Linked DNA regions of Homo sapiens: region 2 is linked to region 1. A link is a loop called in an ENCODE intact Hi-C map of the cell type or tissue named here. Cell type or tissue: dorsolateral prefrontal cortex. All regions are shown on one strand. Links, peaks and the distances in the headings refer to the core of each region. The heading gives the core; the rest is flanking DNA.

Region 1 (10,768 bases), core at 1,296-9,295:
TGTTTTTTATTTTTATTTTTTTAAGAGACAGAGTTTTGCTCTGTTGCACAGGCTAGAATGTCATGACATGATCAAAGGTCACTGCAGCCTCAAACTCCTGAGCTCAAGCAACCCTCCTACCTCAGCCTCCTGAGTACCTAGGACTGTAGGCGCCACCATGCCCTGCTAATTTTTATTTTTGTATAGGCAGGGTCTCACTGTGATCCTCCCACCTCACCCTGTGATTACAGGTGTGAGCCAGCTCACCCAGCTCTATCTGTCTGAGTGTGGCTTTAACAGAGACTTGTTCATGTCAGTATTGATGACAGTCAGATGCTTTATTGTTACCCATAAATATAACACATTCTGTATGGTGTTTTTCCTGGTACATTTCTAAGCATGCACTCTTATCACCGAGCTACATCCCCACCTCGTGTGTTACATTTCTGGTTGCCTAAGTACTGCACTGATTTTTGGGTGGAATCCTTTATCGCTTATATCGTTGGCAAACTGGAGAGTTAATTCTTTGAACTGATACGAACAATATCACTTTCTGGTTAAAGTCAGTATGTGTGTGAAGGCCTCATATTGCTGTATTTAAAAAATCTTTAGAAACACTTTTCACATGTAGTCTGTCTCAATAATAGTGTGTAGATTTTAAAGGAATGCTGTTAATATAATACCCAGTTTGGGGAAAGTTTATGTGTAGAACTGATAAAGGTATTTTAAAGGTTGTCAGTAACACATGTCAACTCAAACCATGTGTTGATTTGCTCAAAGAAGTTAAAATTAACATTTTAGAGTTACATTCTCCCCTGTCATCACATTGTTTTTGTCTTCCTTATTGTTGTTCTTTAAACAGACTCTGGCTCTGTTGCCCAGGCTGGAGTACAGTGCCTCGATCACTGCTCACTGCAGCCTTGACCTCCTGGGCTCAAGTAGTCCTCCCACCTCAGCCTCCCAAGTAGGTGGGACTACAGGTGCGCACTGCCATGCCCGGCTAATTTTTGTGTTCTTTGTAGAGACAGGGTTTTTCTGTGTTCCCCAGGGGTGGTCTTGAACTTTGGAACTCAAGCGATCCACCCACCTCGCCCTCCCAAAGTACTGGAATTACAGGCATGAGTCACTGTACGTGGCCTCCTATCTTCACAGTGTTACTGTGAATATCCAAATACAGTTGAATGCATTATCAAGGAGGAGCTATTGCTGAAAATTGGTTCTTTTAGGGGGAGGTGATGAAGAAAGCTTAGCTATTATGATGGTTTTTGCAATACACAACCTGTTTCTGTCATACTAAAATTTCATGGTTTGGGGACAATGGGGAGCGAATCTAAAAAGATTCCTTAAAAGGGCGGTAATGAAAAATAGGTTAAGAAATAGTTCCCTGGGCATAAAACAGTTGCTAGAATATAACTAAGGTCACTAGAGATCATTTAGTCAGACCTTTTCCCCCAGTGTTTTAAAGTAAGGCACAGAGTGAAATAACGTATTTCACTTACTTACTCTGTGTCAGGCCACTTTTTCTGTCCATGAGGGTAAAAAAAAATGAAGAGGCCTTTTGCTTCTCTTGGGAGAATGAACAGTTAAAGCATGGTGTGACTATTGTTCTGTCAAGGTGAGTGGGAACACAGAGGAAAGGCCACTCACGTTAAGTCAGCTTGAACGAAGGCGAGGAAGGATCCAGGAGAGGTCATGCTCTGAGTCCAGACCCATCCTTCTAGGCAGCTGTAGTGGAATTTAGTTGTTTTCCAAACTTGAGTGTTTGAGAACCTTGGATTGTTTAATTTGAAATGCAGCTTCTGAGGCCGGATTCTGGAGACTCTGATGCAGGCAGTGCAAGAATCTTGCTTTAGGATTCACCGCTTTACATGGTGGCAGTACAGTAGGCCTTCTTCACGGGCAACTTAAGTTAGTAGTCTAACTTTTCTTTTTGGACACTAACCCTTTAGGCTGCTGCCTTAATCACTTTCCGAGCAGTCTAGAAATAAGTTCACCCCCACCATGGATTAGAACCCCCCACTCTTTTTATGCCCGCACCCCCCCTGCTGCTCCCCGTAGCTAAGCTGTCACTCCTGTCTTGTTTTATGTTCTGTTTGTGTGTATTTTCTTGAGCACTTTCTTTTGTGGTCATTTTGGGTGTGGGATACCTTTACCTACTGCTGTTCAGAATAAAGGCAGTGAGTCTCATCTTTTTACCTAGTCAGAGAGTATTTTGTTGAATCCTGGGTGTTACAGTGAAAGGATAGTGTCAAGTCAAGGGGGACTTGAGAGCAGCCAGCATTATCTGGCACTGATGGAAAGAAAGGAAGGAACACACATGGGGTATTGTTGAAGTACGAGCTAACCTGCTCCTCATTGATGTAGGGCTAATGTCGAAACTCAGAAGCCTGCAGGGCCAGACAGGTAACTTAATGGAGGGGATGGGGCCGGATGTGCAGTTAATGAGTTGGAGGATCCATGTCCAGTCTAAGAGGCAGCCCCCTGTTAGTGCCAGCTGAGTCATGAAGAACTGTGAATCAGTCAGACTTGATTTTTCAAGCAAAGGGAGATACCCAGATTTTTGTGTAAGCTCCTCCAAAGTTTTTTCTTTCTTTCTTTCTTTTTTTTTAATGTTGGACAACCAGTGAAAAGCAAAACAAAACTACAGACCAAAACAAACGTTGCTGCCTGCTACCAGTTTGCAATTTCTTATGCATTCCATGAAACTGACTAGTTGACAGTCTTTTCAGATTGACAGTCCATGAACAGGAATTTGCTAATATTTCTAAGACTCAGACCTTGGCAGAAAGATCGGAAAGCAAGGTAGAATTTGGAGACCGGGTTTTATAATTGTAAGATCTCACTTTTGTGAATTGCTGATTAGAATTCACAAAAGTTAGATCCATGGTGCAGTGCCTCTTCTCTCATCTCTAAGTTTAGGAAGCCCTCAGCACCTTTTGAACTGTGTAACCTGACAAGAAAGATGTCTGGGGAATTAGCAAGTTCTATTTTTGTTTGGTCCAGTGAAAATTCTGGACAGGCCACAAACACATTCTAGGGAGTCTAGAATAGACTCCCTTGAGCTCTTTTAATTCTTAAAAAAAAAAAAAAAAAAAAAAAAAACAGGAGCAGGACCATCCAACTTAATCCAGTGAAACGGTGATTTTTTCTCATAGTCATCCCATCCCTTATACAGTGTCTCTCTGGCCAAATTAATTAATACATCAGATGTTCTGAAACACACTGTACTAAATTAGATTTGGGGTCATAGCTATGAATTATCAGTCATCCTCCAAGGGTGCTGGGCAAAGCAAAGGTAAATTTTTTGAAACTTTAGTTTCTTTCTTTTCTTTTCTTTACCTTCTTTCTTTCCCTTCCTCCCTCCCTCCCTCTGTCTGTCTCGCTCTGTCACCCAGGCTGGAGTGCAGTGGCACCATCTCAGCTCACTGCAACCTCCGCCTCCTGAGTTCAAGAGATTCTCCTGCCTCAGCCTCCTGGGTGGCTGGGACTACAGGTGCGTGTCACCACGCTCAGTTAATTTTTTATATTTTTAGTAGAGACGGGGTTTCACGGTGTTAGCCAGGATGGTCTTGATCTCCTGATCTCGTGATCTGCCCGCCTCGGCTTCCCAAAGTGCTGGGATTGCAGGTGTGAGCCACTGCACCCGGCCTTTAGTTTCTTGATGTACCATTTGCTGTTAGCTTAAATTATGCCAACTACAGCCCAAGCTTAATTCAACATTTAAATAAAGTTCTATGCACAATAATACAACACAGCACTTCTATTATAGCAACAACATTAGCTGTCTCTAGTTCCTAAAATAAGAAACTGGAGTGACGGAAGAAAGACTTGGGTTGCTTGTTCCCACCTTTGACTTGTAAACTTCCTTAATGGTCTTTCATCAGATGCTTAAGCTGCCAGAGTATCCCTTATGAATTAACCAGCTACTCTGTGGGAAACTGCTTTTGTACTACTTCCAATTCTGACAACCTTTTTCTCAAGTTGAGCTGCCTCTGTTCCTACTTCTGAAATGCCTGTGCAATGCTGACTGAGTTTGTCACCAGTAAGTTCTCCCCAGACAGGGAAGTCCTGCGGGACCAGTATCAGTCCTCAGTCAGGAAGAGGTTGTATAAATAGCGGGTGCTCACACTCTAGAAAAAGGGGCGGAGGAGAAGGTAAGTGTTGAGCCCCAGATGTGAACTCCTATTTTTGTTTCAGGGTAATTAATGTTTCCTTAAGTGAGCTAAGCCTTGGGCTCTTGCGCCTCTGGCTTTCAGGCCTGAATCAGCAATCTTTAGGCAGGAACTGGGGGTGGGGAAAAGGATTTTGTATTTCATGTCATCCCCAAATGAATGAAGTAATATGAGAGCAGCACTTTCTGAAGCTTGGCCTTGAGGCTGGAGAATGGGTTGTGGAAGGTGAAAACTTTCCTTTTAAAATCCTAGTGACTTGGGGAGAACTGGCCTCTGACAAGTCTCTTGCTGCAGTCTGATGACTGCAGCTCTCAGAGATGCTGTTGGGTTGTCTGGTGTTTGTTTCTAGTTCTCTGCTCGAGTGTTAGTGCCATTAGATGGTCTTGCCCCTGTCTGCGGTTCTGCCTTCCATGTCTTCCCCTTCCCCCTTGGCCTCCTAAATTAGATACATTCCCCCTCTGCTCCCAGACGTCTCCATCTCCTCATCCCCTGACAGAGCAATCATTTATCAAGTTGTTTCACGCGTTGTCGGGAGGGGGGCCCTGGGGACTCAGTTTGTTTCGTCCCTTTGTTGAAGCTCCACAGGATCGGCCAGCTTAGTCTCCAGCCAACTGCTGAGAGTTGCTGGACTCCAGGAGCAAATGTTAAAGGGGCCGCCTTTCATCTACTTGCTGTGACTTCAACCTTTCTATTTAAATTCCAGCTTATTGGAACTCACATACGTACACTTCCTCGACATGTTTTTGATCATATGATATTTCTTTTTCATTATGTACCTCCCCATCCATACCATCACTGAGGACCTGAAATAGATTTTTCATAGTATATTACTGTAGACATACTTTGTAAGTAGGAGTTCCTGCTTTTTTATGACTTCTTTTTATGTATGCTTTGACTTATCAAGGTGTCACACTGTTGACCATAGAAATTTCTAAATAGTATAGGGATTAAAAAAAATTTTAAAGTTTGTCAGACTTTAAAATGCAAGGTGAGCATCACTGCTTCTTAGCAGGAGTGATGAAGGTTTTCCATAGTGTCTACAAAGATAAAAGGAAAAATTTCCTTCGACTTCAAGGATGTATAGTGTGAATGTTAACCAATGTTGACCATGAATTTGAAAGATGGATGTTACTCACTGTAACTTAATAGTTTAAAAGGACAAAGTTTCTTTTGTGGAGTAATAGAAATGAGACTTTAATGTTAATGAAAATTTTTTTCTGTGATCTAGGAATATTTCCTCCCAGTATTTTATTATGAAAACTTCCAAATGAACAGAAAAGTTGAAAGAATTGTACATTATATTTGGGGTTTTAAAAATGCATTTCTTTAGCAAGCTGAATATTACATGCAGTAGTATCATAATGCATTGTAAAGTTATGCTTGGAAGCAAAGTAACAACAAAAATGCCCCAGATGACATGCGTTACAAACAGAACATTTCAAAAATGAGTCCCTTTCAACCTGAACAGGGCTTATCTTGTGTTTATTGTAGACAAGCTGAGCCCAGAACCTAAAGTTGTATAGTATTGAGAAGTTTAGTGGGGAAAATGTTTTCCTTTCTCATCACATGTTTTGGGTTGAAAATATTTAATCACTTTGATGAGACTTGTCGACTGACAAGTAGTTTATAATGAGAGTAAATTGTCCTTAGTACCGTGATTTGGTTCCTGTATATGGAGTCTCTTAAAACAACTTACTCAATTTAACATCAAAATGAGCCCAAAATGTTTTCCCATAAGGCAAGCTTGTCCAACCCACCTGCCCGCAGGCCGCCTGCAGCCCAGGACGGCTTTGAATGAGGCCAACACAAATTCGTAAACTTTCTTAAAACATTATGAGATTTTTTTTTTTTGCAATTTTTTTTAAAGCTCATCAGGTATCATTAGTGTTAGCATATTTTATGTGTGGCCCAAAACAATTCTTCTTCAAGTGTGGGCCAGGGAAGCCAAAAGATTGAACAACCCTGTCATAAGGTATGTCATTATTGGGATGATTTCCAGCTGAAAAACTTCAGTGTGTTATTTCTTATTGATTTTTCACAGTGAAACTTAATAAAATTGTAATCGCTAAGAAAAAAAAGTTGTTTTCTTTTTTTCTTATATTAATACTGTTTGGCTGGACATGGTGGCTCATGCATGGAATTCCACACTTTGGGGGAGGTCAAGTTGGGAGGATCACTTGAGGCCAGGACTTAGAGACCAGCCTGGGCAACAGAGTGAGACCTCATCTCTACACATTTTTTTTAAAGTATGTATATATAAAAGCAAGAAGACCTAGCATTAATTCTGAAAATTAATGTGTACTACTTGCTAGATATTTTTTCTAGCAGTGAATAAGACACATAAAAATCCTTTTGGAACATGAATTCTATGGGAGAAGAAACACTCCCTTTTTTTTTTTTTTGGATGTTCCGTATAGCTAGTATTGGCAATTTTTTTTCTGTAAAGGGTCAGATATTAAATATTTTAGGCTCTGAGTGCCAGATAATTTCTGTTCCAGTTACCAAATTTACTACAAAAATGAATGGGCAAGGAAGGCTGTGTTTCAGTAAAGCTTTATTTATACTAATGGGTGGTAGACCATAGCTTACTAACCTCCTGTTCTAAGGCATAAAAAAACATGGACAAGCAACAGATTTAAGAAAAAAGTATTTGCAAAGCAGATGACAGACGGTTAATATTATAATATACAAACAGCCCAGTGGAACAATGGACAAAGGATATGAGTAGGTTTCAAGTCACAAAAGAATAAATCTTAATGACAAAAAAAAATATCTGAAAAGATCTGACTGGCAAAAATTATTAAGTAATATCTGTATTGGAAAGGAAAAGGAATACTCATACTTTACTAACAAAAAAATTAGACTGATCAGCCTTTTTGAAAAACAATCTGGTAGTACCTATTAAAATTTAAAATACATAAATATATGTACTCTCATTGCTCCAGTAATGCCAGTCCTGGAATTTTAATCAATGGGTACAAAACAACTGCCGTGCAATGGACAAGGAATGTCATTGCAGCGTGGTTCTGTGTGGCCTAAAATGGAGAACAGAGTGAAAGCCCGTCATTAGCGGGGTGGCTGAATAGGATGTTACCTGCGTACCGTGGAGTATTAGCCCACCTTTTAATAGAATGAAATGGACCTACACTATACCACTTGACTTGGAGAGATTTGCACAAGATAGAAAATGTGCAGGCAAGCATGGGTAGTATCAGTCTATTAGAAAAGGCCTACGCCCATACATTGATGCATGTGTCTGCATGTATGTATATATGAATATGATTACATTGAAAAAAAAAACAAAAAAAGTATACTTGTTTGTATATGAGGGGAGTTACTGAAGTAGGGAGTAAAAAAAGGAAAGAAAATTGTATACAAACAACCCCCAGAATGAATAGTATGATTGTTTTTTGAATTTATATAAAACTGTGTGTGTGTGTGTTGTGGGGGGTATCTGTATTTATTCACATCATTTTTTAAAAGGAAAAACTAAAATAGTCATTAGTCATTCAGGCTCCATCAGCTTAAAGATTTGTCAGAGGGCTTCCTAGCTCCCACTCGATGTTGTAAAATAGGCTCACCTTTATTACATTCCCAATTACTTGGCCTCTTTTTTGCCTTGTTGATTGAAAAATGGAACTCTTTCTCTGTCTGTTATGGCATAAAAACTTTATGGAAAAGACAAAGTGCCTCAGAGAAATGACTCTCTGTAGGTCTCACTAGTAACTAAGGAACTAAAATTTGAGTGGAATTCAGGTCTGTCCTTACACTTATTATGATATCCCACACTGTCTATTCCCTGTCTCTTGAAGTGAAGCTGGGACTTTTATTGATTTATTGATCTGATATCTGACTTGAAGTAATGAGAGGGAAGGTTGTATAGCATTATATAGCAAAGTGATGTAAGAAAACAAGAAAAACTTGATTTCAAGTCTCCGAACAGATTTATTAGAAACAGAAATTTGACTACCACCCTCTGATCCCTACCCCTCCACTCCTTTCTCAACATGATGATTATACAATCATTACAGACATCCCCTGTGTTTTCTGGGACTTTTTTTTAGTAACCAAATGTTCAAGAAAGTGTAGTGCCTTGTATCTGTTGATGATTATATTTCTAATTTCATGGGTATTCAGCTGACTGTCAGGTCTTATTAACACTGTTTTTGGGGGGGAGGGGCAGGGGGCAGGGGGCGGGATGGAGTCTCACTCTGTCACCCAGACTGGAGTGCAGTGGAGTGATCTCAGCTTACCACAACCCGGGTTCAAGTGATTGTCCTGCCACAGCCTCCAGAGTAGTTGGGATTACAGGTGCATGCCACCACGCCCGGCTAATTTTTATATTTTTAATAGAGATGGGGTTTCACCATGTTGGCCAGGCTGGTCTCGAACTCCTGACCTCAGGTGATCCGCCTGCCTTGGCTTCTCAAAAGTGCTGGGATTACAGGCGTGAGCCACCATGCCTGGCCTATTAACACATTAAAATGATGCGTGTTGAGGGAGCAAGTATACTGGTTGTTGTTGGGAATCTGGGATGGCCCTAGATAGATCTTTCCTGCTGCCAGATATAGGAGGAATATGATGGAACGCACAGCTGTGATACTGTACTAGGCTGATAATCTTAACACAGAGCCCTTCAATTTTATTTTAGTTTAGCAAATAATATTTGTATTGTAGTATGGTAATTTTAAATCACTCACCATGATTTGTATAGAATAGTGCGTCATTTATTCTAACGTGATGAAAGCTTTCTTTTAAAAAGTAGCCGGGGGAGATTGACTAGGGGTTAAATGCTTTCCCTGTGTCTTACTCTGTGGACCCCACCCCCCGTTACTTGAATGAATGAATGAATCCTTCTTTTTTGAGGATATTGCCAGAGGATAATAAGTTATCTAGATGTCTCAGTCCTGGATCTATGAATAGATTGTTTTTCCAGTCTTGATAGATTATTTCTGGTTTGAAGAATTTTACATGGAAACAAGATTAAGAAAGATGATAAATAATTGTTTGGCTAAAGTCCTTTATGAAACAGAATTTACAGAAATGTGATTAAGATGTATAACTCACCTTGTAAGAATTTCATGGAACATGTTGAAGTATAAAATAAAGTTCCATAGGGAGGTGATATCACACACCATACTCTGTCTTACAATTTTTGTCTCTCACAAGGAAAGGATTTGGATGTTCTGAACATATTTCTCTGCAGGAAGCGGGTGGCAGACCTGTTGACTTCATTTTCATTGACCATCTTCTACTAGAATCAAACTCTGGTCTCTTTGAAATTATACAAAGTTGGGAAGCTGTTTACATTATCAACAGCTTTACCTATTTTGAATTCAGAAGAAGATTCAAGGTGGGAAAGACAGAAAAAACCGCAAAACAAGAGCATGTCATACTAGAAGAGTTCCGTGTGAAATTCAGAATTTGGTCCCCTTAACACTATTCACTTTGGAGCTCATGGGAATCCATGGTGAGGGAAGCTTATTAAAAAATGCAGATCAGGCCAGGTGTGGTGGCTCACACCTATAATCCCAGAACTTCAGGAGGCCAAGATGGGAGAGGATAGCTTGAGGCTAGGAGTTCTGGAGCAGCCTGAGCAACATAGCGAGACCCCCATTTCTACAAATACATATATATTTTTAAATTAGTTGGGCGTAGTTGATGCACATCTTGTAGTCCTAGCTACTAGGGAGGCCGAGGCAGGAGGATCACTGGAGCCCAGGAGTTCAAGGCTTGCAGTGAGCTTTGATCACACCACAGGTTTTTTTGTTTGTTTTGTGTTTTTTGAGATGGAATCTCACTCTGTCGCCCAGGCTGGAGTGCAGTGGTGCGGTCTCAGCTCACTGCAGCCTCCACCTCCCGGATTCAAGCAGTTCTCTGCCTCAGCCTCCCGAGTAGCTGGGATTACAGGCGCCCGCCACCACCGCCTGGCTAATTTTTGTATTTTTAGTAGAGACGGGGTTTCACCATCTTGGCCAGGCTGGTCTTGAACTCCTGACCTCATGATCCACCCTCCTCGGCCTCCCAAAGTGCTGGGATTACAGGAGTGAGCCACCGCGCCTGGCCAATCACTAGATGATAGTAGTAATTCACAGGCTTCCCTAGAATCATTCACATTTTTGCTTCATGACTGAATGAGTCATAGGTGTTAATGGCATTTTGCATTTGCAGTTGTTTTATTTTTTAAACTTTATCTTGGAAGAAAACCCTTTCTTCTATTGGAATAGTGGAACCTTTTTCTATTCTTTCATCAGGCTCCATTTACTTGCTGTCCAGTCTGCCAGTGGTATGTCCTGGTGTGTTTCTTTGTACTGTTTGCTTCTGAGCGTCTCTTCCTGCCCTCTAGCTCGTTTTCTTAAAGGACAAACGAAACTTCTCAGCAGCCATTCTACAAATCCTTAAATCCATAATGCCCAGGAAAGCAAGGCAGGTAGAATGTTGGGCATCCAGTTAGAGCTGATGTGCTTTAAAGGTAAGTTTCCCGTTTTTAGTTTTAACAGTCAATAATGTTGCTCTGGGCGATTTCTCTATTAAAATTCTGTTTGGCTGTAACTTGTTGGTAATTGTAATAATATTTTACATAGTTTTATTATCTGTGGAATTAATCTTAGAATATT
Region 2 (10,768 bases), core at 1,530-9,529, 48 kb after region 1:
GTTATGCCTCCAAGACTAAACTGTTCTATGCAGCTTAAAAAGTTACTTAATTTCGGCCGGGCGCAGTGGCTCATGCCTATAATCTCAGCACTTTGGGAGGCCGAGACGGGCAGATCACTTGAGGTCGGGAGTTCAAGAGCAGTCTGGCCAATGTGATGAAACCCGGTCTCTACTAAAAATACAAAAATTAGCCAGGCGTGGTGGTGCACGCCTGTAGTCCCAGCTACTCAGGAGGCTGAGATGGGAGAATTGCTTCAACCCGGGAGGCGGAGGTTGCAGTGAGCCAAGATCGCACCATTGCACTCCAGCGTGGGCGAAAGAGTGAGACTCCATCTCTTTTTTTTTTAAAAAAAAAAAAGGCCGGGCACGGTGCCTCACGCCTGTAATCCCAGCACTTTGGGAGGTGGAGGCGGGCAGATCACGAGGTCAGGAAATCAAGACCATCCTGGCTAACACGGTGAAACCCCGTCTCTACTAAAAATACAAAAAATTAGCCGGGCGTGGTGGTGGGCGCCTGTAGTCCCAGCTACTTGGGAGGCTGAGGCATGAGAATGGCGTGAACCCGGGAGGTGGAGGTTGCAGTGAGCCAAGATCGTGTCATTGCACTCCAGCCTGGGTGACAGAGCGAGACTCTGTCTCAAAAAAAAAAAAAAAAAAAAAGTAACTTCATTTAGTTGTGCATAATTCGCCTCATCTATAAAATGGAATTAGTGACAATATTCAGTAAAGTTATTATGAGGATTAAACGAAATGATGAGTGAGAGTAATCATCATGAAACACTATGCCTAGTTCCTCCAAAGGCTCAGCAGAAAACAGATTTTGACTCAACCAAGTGTCTGTATCCTTTTCCGTTGTGGTTTGCATGTTTTAGAACAGGGGCCAGCAAATGTTTTTTGTAAAGGGCCAGATAGTCAATACAGGCATGCATCACATACTGTCATTTTGTTCAGTGGCAGACCTCATGTACGACAGTGGTCACACGAGGTTGTGATAGACACAAAAATTTTTATCCCCTAGAGATATTATTGCCCTTGTAACATGCTTGCACATGCATTACTCATGTGGTTATGGTGATGCTGGTGTAAACAAACCTAGTGCGCTACCAGTCATATAAAGACCTAGCACTTACAGGCCAGGCGTGGTGGCTCACGCCTGTAATCCTAGCACTTTGGGAGGCCGAGGCGGGCGGATCACCAGGTCAGGAGATCAAGACCATCCTGGCTAACACAGTGAAACCCCATCTCTACTAAAGATACAAAAAAGTAGCCGGGCGTGGTGGCGGCACCTGTAGTCCCAGCTACTCGGGAGACTGAGGCAGGAGAATGGCATGAACCTGGGAGGCGGAGCTTGCAGGAAGCCGAGATCACGCCACTGCTCTCCAGCCTGGGTGACAGATCGAGACTCTGTCTCCAAAAAAAAAAAAAAAAAAAAAAAAAAGGGCGTGGCATGGTGACTCACGCCTGCAATCCCAGCACTTTGGGAGGCTGAGGCAGGTGGATCACAAGGTCAGAAGATCGAGACCATCCTGGCTAACATGGTGAAACCCCGTCTCTACTAAAAATACAAAAAATTAGCCGGGCGTGGTGGCAGGTGCCTGTAGTCCCAGCTACTCGGGAGGCTGAGGCAGGAGAATGGCGTGAACCCAGGAGGCAGAGCTTGCAGTGAGCCAAGATCATGCCACCGTACTCCAGCCTGGGCGACAGAGCGAGACAAGACATAGCATATACCGTCATGTACACTACATAATAGTTGATAGTAAACAACTCTTACTGGTTTCTGTATTTACTGTGCCGTACTTTAAATCATTATTTTAGAGTGTATTCCTTCTAGTTTTGTTTAGTTTTTTTGACACGGGGTCTCACTCTGGCACCCAGGCTGGAGTGCAGTGGTGCAGTCTTGGCTCCCTGCAATCTCCACCTCCTGGTCTCAAACGATCTTCCCACTTCAGCCTCCCAAGTAGCTGGGACTCCAGGCGTGCACCACCAGGCCCATCTAATTTCTTTATTTTGGGGTAGAGGTAGGGTTTCATCATGTTGGCCATGATGGTTTTGAACTCCTTTTTTTTTTTTTTTTTTGAGACGGTGTCCTGCCTCAGCCTCCCCAGCAGCTGGGACTACAGGTGCCCACCACCACACCTTGCTACTTTTTTTGTATTTTTAGTAGAGACGGAGTTTCACCGCATTAGCCAGGATGGTCTCGATCTCCTGACCTCGTGATCCTCCCACCTTGGCCTCCCAAAGTGCTGGGATTACAGGCGTGAGCCACCGCGCCCAGCCTAGTTATTTTTAAAAAGTTAACTATAATATACAACAGCCTCAGGCGGTCCTTCAGAAGAGATTCCAGAAGAAGGCATTGTTACAGGAGATGACAGCACCGTGCATGTTACTGCCTTGAAGACGTTCCAGTGGGACAAGATGTCGAGGTGGAAGACAGTAATATTGATGATCCTGACCCTGTGTCGGCCTAGGCCGATGTGTGTGTTTTTGTCTTCCTTTTGAACAAAACAGATCAAATGTAAAAAACAAAAAATTTCAACAATAGAAAACAGCTTATAGAATAAGGATATAAAGAAGGCCGCCACACAGTGGCTCATGCCTGTAATCCCAGCACTCTGGGAGGATGAGGTGAGAGGACGGTTTGAGGCCAGGAGTTCGAGACCAGCCTGGGCAACATAGCAAGACTCCGTCTCTACTAAAAAATAAAAATAAATGAATTAGCTGGGCAATATAGCAAGACCCCTGTCTCTACTAAAAAAATTAAAATAATTATCTGGACATGGTGGTGCATGCATGTAGTCTAAGCTACTAGGGAGGTTGAGGTGGGAGGATCAGGAGTTGGAGGCTGCAGTGAGCTACGGTCCCTACTGCACTCTAGCTGTGGCTACAGAGCAGAAAAAAAAAGAAAAAAATATTTTTGTATAGCTCTAAAAAGTGTTTTAGGCTGTTATTACAAAAGAATCAAAAAGTTAAAAGTTTGTGAATTTTTAAATGTCATAGTAAGCTAAATTTATTATTGAAGGAAAGGTTTTTTTTAAAATAAACATAGTATAGCCTAAGTTTACAGCATTTAGAAAGTTTACAGTGATGTACAGTCATGTGCCAAGCCTTCACATTCATTTACTACTCAGTTACTGATTCACCCAGAGCAACTTTAGTTCTGCAAGCTGCACTCATGACAAGTGCTTTATACAGATACACCATTTTAAAAATCTTTTGTACCATGTCCTTACTATACCTTTTCTATGTTTAGATGTGTCTGGATCCACAAATCCTTAACATTCCATTACAGTGGCTTACAGTATTCAGTACAGTCAGGTGCAGTATAGGTTTGTAGCCTAGGAGCAGTGGGCTATGCCATATAGTCTAGGTGTGTAGTAGGCTCTACCATCTAGGTTTATGTAAATACACTATGATGTTTCCACAGCAACAGAATCACCTAACCATGCCTTTCTTAGAACATATCCTTTATGTTAAGCAATGCGTGGCTATTTTAGGCCCTCACTTGCAACAGAGTCTCACTCTGTTCCCCAGGCTGGAGTGCATTCGACCAATCCTAACCCATTGCAGCCTCAAACTTCTAGATTCAAGCAATCTTCCTGCCTCAGCCTCCTGATCCTGAGGAACTAGTGTTACAGGTGCACACCCACCTTGTATTTTAGGCTCTGTGTTGCAGGTAATCAGCTCTGTCACTATGAAAGCAGCCATAGGCAATACAGAAAAACCAATAGTGACTGTGTCTTATTAGAACTTTCTAATCACTGAGGTTTGACTTTTGTATCATTTTCACCTGCCAGGAAAGACTGTTTTTCTGTTGTTGTTTTTTTTAATTTTTTTTCCCCACCATTAAAAAATATAAAAACCATTATTATAGACTGTTTTTTGTTTGTTTGTTTGTTTTGTTTTGTTTTTAAAGGAGGTCTGGCGCAACGTCTCAAGCCTGTAATCCCAGCACTTTGGGAGGCCAAGGTGGGCGGATCACTTGAGGTCAGGAGTTCGAGACCACGTCTCTACTAAAAATTCAAAAATTAGCCGGGTGTATTGGCACACGCCTGTAGTCCCAGCTACTCTGTAGGCTGAGGCATGAGAATTGCTTGAACCTGGAAGGCAGAGGTTGCAGTGAGCCGAGATCATGCCACAGCACTCCAGCCTCTGCGACAGAGCGAAAGTGTGTCTCAACAAAAAAGGACATCAGGCCAGATTTGGCCCTCGGGCTATAATTTTCCGACTCCTGTATTTAGGAAGCTAGTTAACTATTCCAGTTCCACTGACTCAATCTAATCTTTAAAATTGAAATATAGAAGCCACATTTCCTTTCAACCGTACTCTCCAACCTGAGGTTTTTGCACTTACAGGACAGCATAACACTGTCTACTCATGGAAATGATACTGGCCAGCATGTCCTATGTCCTGGACGCTGCCAACTGCTTCTCAAGAACACTCATTTAATCCTTCCGACAGCCCTCTAATAGAAAGTCCTCTCCCATCCTTCCATCAGGGATGAGGAATTTGAGGCACAGAGAAGTTAAATAAATTGCCCAAGGTTACACAGCTGGTAATTGAGACAGTACAGATCTGTTTCCTAGACCTCCGACTCCTAACTGCAGCCCCGTGCTGTCAATGAGAAGTACAGGAGAAAAGTGTTAAGTAAAACAGTTTTCCTTGAAAACAGGATTTTTAACTCTTTGACATACTAAGGAAGCCTGTGAACCCCATCTAAAAATAATGTTTTGAAATCATAAGATTACACCCGAACCCAATTATACTGAAAAGTAGTGAAGTATTGGCCGGGCGTGGTGGCTCACGCCTGTAATCTCAACACTCTTGGGAGGCCGAGGCAGGCCGCTCACATGAACTCAGGAGTTCGAGACCAGCCTGGGCAACATGGTGAAACCCCGGCTCTACAAAAAGTATTATACAAAAATTAGTGGGGTACAGTGGCGCACACCTGTAGTCCCAGGTACTCGGGAGGCTGAGGCAGGAGAATCAGTGGAGCCCAGGAGGCGGAGGTTGCAGTGGAGATGGTGCCACTGCACTCCAGCCTGGGTAGCAGAGTGAGACCCTGTCTCCAAAAAAGAAAAGAAAGTAAAGTATTGAAGAATGAAATTTTTGATATAGTTAGTGTTGTATTCATCTAACAGCAGAGCTAATTTCCCAAAATTACTGTCTTCAGATCTCAGTGAGCATAAGTGCTATTTGGAAATATCTGCAGTATCTATATGATTTCAGTAGAAATCAGTTATTTCTGTGGACCTCTGCTTTAAAACGTGGGTTTTGTTTGTTCTGTTTTTGTTTTGAAGACGAGATCTCACTCTTCAGCGCAGTCTTGAGTGCTGTGGCGCAGTCATAGCTGACTGCAGCCTCCAACTCCTGGGCTCAAGCCATCTTCTCACCTCAGCCTCCTAAGTAGCTGAGATGACAGGCAGGCACCACCGTGCCCATCTAAAAGGGTTTTTAAATCCTAGATTGATCTGCAGTTCATAGTCAACAACTTAGACGTAAAAGGAACCTCATCATCAAGTACAGTTTATTTTTTTACCTGAGGAAGCGAAGGCAAAACAAAACTGGTATAAGCCTGAGAGACATCGAGAATAAAGTCTCAATTCAAATGATTTTTTCAGGAATTTGTTCATTTTGTTGCCAAAATAAAGTGGTATAAAGTGGTATTTTCCTGGGTGTAAGGCGTGGGGCTGGACTCCGAGGAGGCCCCCGTGATGCTGTGGAACCCTGTGTGCCTGTATGTGACACGCCACTGGGGGCGTGTCAGTCACATGCTAGTGTTCACTGTCACACTCTGGGGACGCCCCTTGCGGCTTGGATGAAGCGTCAGCCACTGGGAAAGCCCACATGGCTGGGAACGCGGGTGGCCTTGAGGAGCTGAGGGCAAGCCTTACTACAGCTGTGCATTCTCCCCAGGAAAAACTAGGCCATTAGAAAGAATGTTAGGCAAATAATGCAAGTCACAGAAGCATACACACCAGTGACTTATTAAGTGTAAGGCAAGGAGAACCAAATAAGGATACATATATATGGAAAACTTACGAAGAAGATCAAGTGAAAGCTTATCGCAATTCAGGAAAGTTATCATACCTGGTGAGCAGGGAGAAGACAGAAGGTATGAATAAGCGCGAGTGGTGATTCTCCAGCCTTACCACACAATCACCTAAGGGTGGTTACAACACAAATCGCTGGGCCTCACCAGCGTTTCATTCCGTAGGCTTGGGCTGGGGCCTGGGAACCTGCATGCTGTGCAAGTTCTGGGTGGTGCTGATGCTGCACGCTGCTGGTCCAGGACTTCGCTGGAAGGTCACTAATCTAAGGCATTGCTCACTTTCTGTTTTTCAGCTCGATGGTGAAATGTGGATTCTTCATTTTTGACAATTCTTTGCCTTTCTCTTTCAATATAAAACTTAAGCAGAGTTTTGATTTGATGCTAACACGTTCTTTGCAACACTACATACTTTTTCTTCTATATTCTCCCTGGAATTGCAAATCTGGTCAGTGGGTTTTATGGTCCTGTATCAATAAAAATACTTTAGGAATTTAACTAGTGGCTCTTTCAGCACTTTTGTTTTCCACTGGGAAGTAACCTGGCAAATTGAGCACTGGGTGGAAAATAGGAACTTCTGATTTGCTCTTCACTGTCAAAGTAAAGCTACGATTGAATCAAACTGTGTTTTGAGCTACGGTTTAAGCAGCGTAAAAATATTTTTCATTGGTTGGGCGCGGTGGCTCATGCCTGTAATCCCAGCACTTTGGGAGGCCGAGGCGGGTGGATCACTAGGTCAGGAGATAGAGACCATCCTGGCTAACGCGGTGAAACCCCGTCTGTACTTAAAAAATATAAAAAATCAGCCGGGTTTGGTAGCGAGCGCCTGTAGTCCCAGCTACTGAGGCAGGAGAGTGGTGTGAACCCGGGAGGCAGAGCTTGCAGTGAGCCGAGATCGCGCCATGCACAAGCCTGGGTGTCTCAAAAAAATTTTTTTCATTAAATACTCATGATGATAATACTTACTGCTAAAATGTTTTTCCTTTTGTCCGTACATCTTTAGTAGAGTGCTCTTTATAGAACGCAGACTGATTTGTGCTTCAGTATGGTCTTCACCCACTGTCCTGTGGCTTACACTCTTAAACGGTAATTCATCAACATTGTATATTCAATTTTTCATGTATTTATTTATTTATTTATTTATTTATTTTGAGAGAAGTCTCGCTCTTGTCCCCCAGGTTTGAGTGCAATGGCCTGATCTCGACTCACTGCAACCTCCACCTCCTGGGTTCAAATGATTCTTCTGCCTCTGCCTCCCAAGTAGCTGGGATTAAGGCACCCACCATCATGCCCGGCTAATTTTTGTATTTTTAGTAGAGACAGCGTTTCACCATGTTGACCAGGCTGGTCTCAAACTCCTGACCTCAGGTGATCTGCCCCCCCTTGGCCTCCCAAAGTGCTGGGATTACAGGCGTGAGCCACCGCACCCGGCCTCATTTAATTTTTAATTATGGATCTAGCATTGCGTAATAGATTCCCTAATTTAGATCCCTTATAAACAAACATTTAGTGTTTTGGGTTCTCTTTACAGAAATATCTGTCATCTTTTTGGAAATGACAATACTTCTGTTAAGTACGTTCATCGTGTCTTTTTTAACATAGGCCAGTGTTTTGTAACAAATGAGGGCACCACATAGTCACTATCCTACTGAAGAAAATAGACATTTCTGTCTTCCCAGAAAGTTTCCTTTGTAGTCAGTCTTCCCCATACCTACATTGTACACCTGGCAACCACTGACGACATTTTTATCACTATAGTTGGAGCCTAACCTGTTCTAGAACTGTATGAATGGGATCACACAGTGTGAAATGAACTCACATCAGCTTCTTTCATTCACATAGTGCCTGTATGATATTCACCCATGCCATTGTTTGTATCAGTGGTTTATTCCTTTGAGGGGGGTGGGGGACTAAATTGTATCTAGTGAAAAATATATCACAATTTATTGAATCTGTTCTTGGGATGAGCACTTAGGTTGCTTCCAGTTGGAGCCTATTATGAATGAAGCTGCTGTGAACATTTGCATACAAATGCTTGTGTGCACTTAATTTCATTTCTCTTGGGAATTGCTGGCGGGTCACATGGTAAAAGTATGTTTGACTTAAACTGTGAAATTATTTTCCAAACACTTGCAACATTTACGTTTCCACCAGCAATATCTGAACAGTCCAGTTGCTTCATATCTTTTTAAATTTTTATTTACTTATTTATTTGTTTGAGACAAGAGTTTTGCTCTTTTTGCCCAGGCTGGAGTGCAATGGTGCTATCTCTGCTCACTGCAACCTCCACCTCAAGTGATTCTCCTGCCTCAGCCTCCCAAGTAGCTGGGATTACAGGCATGCGCCAGCTAATTTTTTGTATTTAGTAGAGACGGGGTTTCACCATGTTAATCAAGCTGGTCTTGAACTCCTGACCTCAGGTGATCACCCGCCTCGGCCTCCCAAAGTACTGGGATTACAGGCATGAGCCACCTCGCCCGGCCTAGTTACTTCCTATCTTTGCCAACATCTGCTGTTTTTAATTTTACTAATCCTATTGTGTTGAAAGTGGCAGCTCATTGTGGGTTTAATTTGCATTTCCCCGATGACTAGTAATGTGGAGTGGTTATTCATGTGCTTACCATAAATTTGTATATGTCTTTTTTGGTGAAATATTTGGCCAAGTGTTTTACTTATTTCTTTTAAATTAGGGATGCTTATTTAATTTATTTATTGACTTTTTTGAGACAGGGTTCCCACTCTGTTACCCAGGCTGGAGTGCAGTGCTGTGATCATAGCCCACTGCAGCCTCGACCTCCTGGGCTCAAACAGTCCTCCGGCTTCAGCCTCCTGAGTAGCTGGGACTATAGGTATGCTCCATCACACCCTGCTTATTTAAAGCATATTTGTTGTAGAGACAGGTCTTGATATATTGCCCAGGCTGGTCTTGAACTCATGGCCTCAAGTTGTCCTCCAGCCTCAGCCTCCCAAAGTGCTGGAATTACAGGCGTGAGCAGCCATTCCAGGCCTTATCAACTTTTTAAATGTTTACTAAGGAACTGTTTTATATTATTAATTTTCTTTACTCTTTGCTTTTTTATTTTATTGATTTCTCTTTTTTATTTCCTCTGTTTACTTTGGCTTTAGCTTGCTCTTTTTTTTTTTTTGCTTCTTTGGAGTACTGTTTTTGAGCCTTTTTTCAAAAAACAGGCATTTAAAGCTATAAATTTTCCCTAAAAAACTTGTAAATTTCCTTCTAACCCATAGTTGGCTGCATCCTGCGAATTTTGATGTTTATATTATTGTTTAAAACATGCTCTCCTTTATTTCTTCTGTGACCCAAAAGTGTATTATTTAAATTCGTGATTTAGTATGTTAGTGGTAATACTGTTGAGATCTGTTCCTTACTGTTTTTTTTTTGTGTGTGTGTGTGTGTGTGTTTGGTCTATTAATGAGAAGCCAGTATTAAAATCTCTCTGATTGTGGATCTATTTCTCCCATTAGTTGTGCCCATTTTGTCTCATGGGTTGTGGTGTCCTGTTATTGGATGTGTAGCGGTAGCTTTGTTATATAGTCCTGGGAAGTTGTTCCATTTCTTCTTATGTGACACTCTGTCTCCACATCTGCTTTGTCTCATATTAATCCTCAGCTTTCTCATGCTTACTGTGCCTGGTAGATCATTTTCTATCCTTTTAATCTTTGTATTTTTATTTATTTATTTTTTGAGATGGCGTCTTGCTCTGTCACCCAGGCTGGAGTGCAGTGGTGTGATCTCAGCTCACTGCAACCTCCGCCTCCTGAGTGCAAGCAATTCTCCTGCATCAGCCTCCCGAGTAGCTGGGATTACAGGTGCATGCCACCACGCCCGGCTAATTTTTTTTTTATTTTTATTTTTTATTTTTAGTAGAGACAGGGTTTCACCATATTGGCCAGGCTGGTCTCAAACTCCTGACTTCATGATCTGTCCACCTCAGCCTCCCAAAGTGCTAGGATTACAGGCATGAGCCACCATGCCAGGCCTCCTTGTGTTTTTTTAAAGTGTACAATTCATTGGTTTTTATGTATTAACAAAATTGTGCAACCATCACCACTATCTAATTGCAGAATACTTCTATTACCCTACAGAAGACACTTTGTACCATTAGCAATCATTCCCTGTTTCCTCCCACCCACTTCCCAGCGTCACTATTCTTACTGTCTCCACAGGTTTGAGTGTTGTAGGCCCATCTTATAACTGGAGCCATATGGGAAGTGTCCTTTTGTATCTGGCTTTTTTCACTTAGAGTTATTTTTCAAGTTTTAACCATGTTGTAGCATGAATCAGTACTTCATTCATTTTTATGGTAAAATAATACTTCATTGTGTGGATACACACTTAATCCTTCAGTTCATGGGTATGTACGCAGATTTTAGCTTTTGGCTGTTAGGAATTCTGCCGCTTTGAACATTTGTGCGCAAGTCTTTGTGTGGATGTGTTTTCCTTTTCTCTGGGGTGTACACCTAGGAGTTGGAGTGGCTGGGTTGGTAGTTCAGTGCAACTTGGCGAAACTTCCACAGCAGCTGCACACTTAGCCTTCCCACCGGCCGTGTGTGAGGATTCCGTGTCTCTGCATCCTGGTCAGCACTTGTTACTGTGTGTTTTTTGACGTCCTCCATTATAGTGGACATGAGGTGGTACCTCATTATGGTTTTGACTTGCATTTCCCAAGTGGCTAAGGTTGAGAAACTTCTCTGCTGCCTTCT

What was found. Peaks named below come from ENCODE experiments on the same cell type or tissue, not always from the same donor. Only the 100,000 strongest peaks of a DNase experiment are listed, where the experiment ranks them.
Region 2: it touches region 1 in a loop (3-fold over the local background); 12 of 110 quality-filtered maps call a loop at or near these places.

The regions. Positions count from the first base shown.
Region 1 is chr22:17,432,630-17,443,397 of GRCh38, forward strand. All of the region lies in intron 1 of CECR2 (CECR2 histone acetyl-lysine reader), which reads left to right. Among named protein-coding and RNA genes, the nearest start is that of CECR2, 69 kb to the left of the region's middle. RefSeq lists a silencer at 241-441 and an enhancer at 2,937-3,497. In dorsolateral prefrontal cortex, for the core only: no CTCF peak of the experiment used is centred there; DNase peaks (open chromatin) are centred at 4,132 and 4,712; H3K4me3 peaks cover 1,632 bases; H3K27ac peaks cover 4,556 bases; H3K27me3 peaks cover 411 bases.
Region 2 is chr22:17,480,704-17,491,471 of GRCh38, forward strand. All of the region lies in intron 2 of CECR2 (CECR2 histone acetyl-lysine reader), which reads left to right. Among named protein-coding and RNA genes, the nearest start is that of SLC25A18, 77 kb to the right of the region's middle. In dorsolateral prefrontal cortex, for the core only: a CTCF peak has its summit at 5,716; a DNase peak (open chromatin) is centred at 5,758.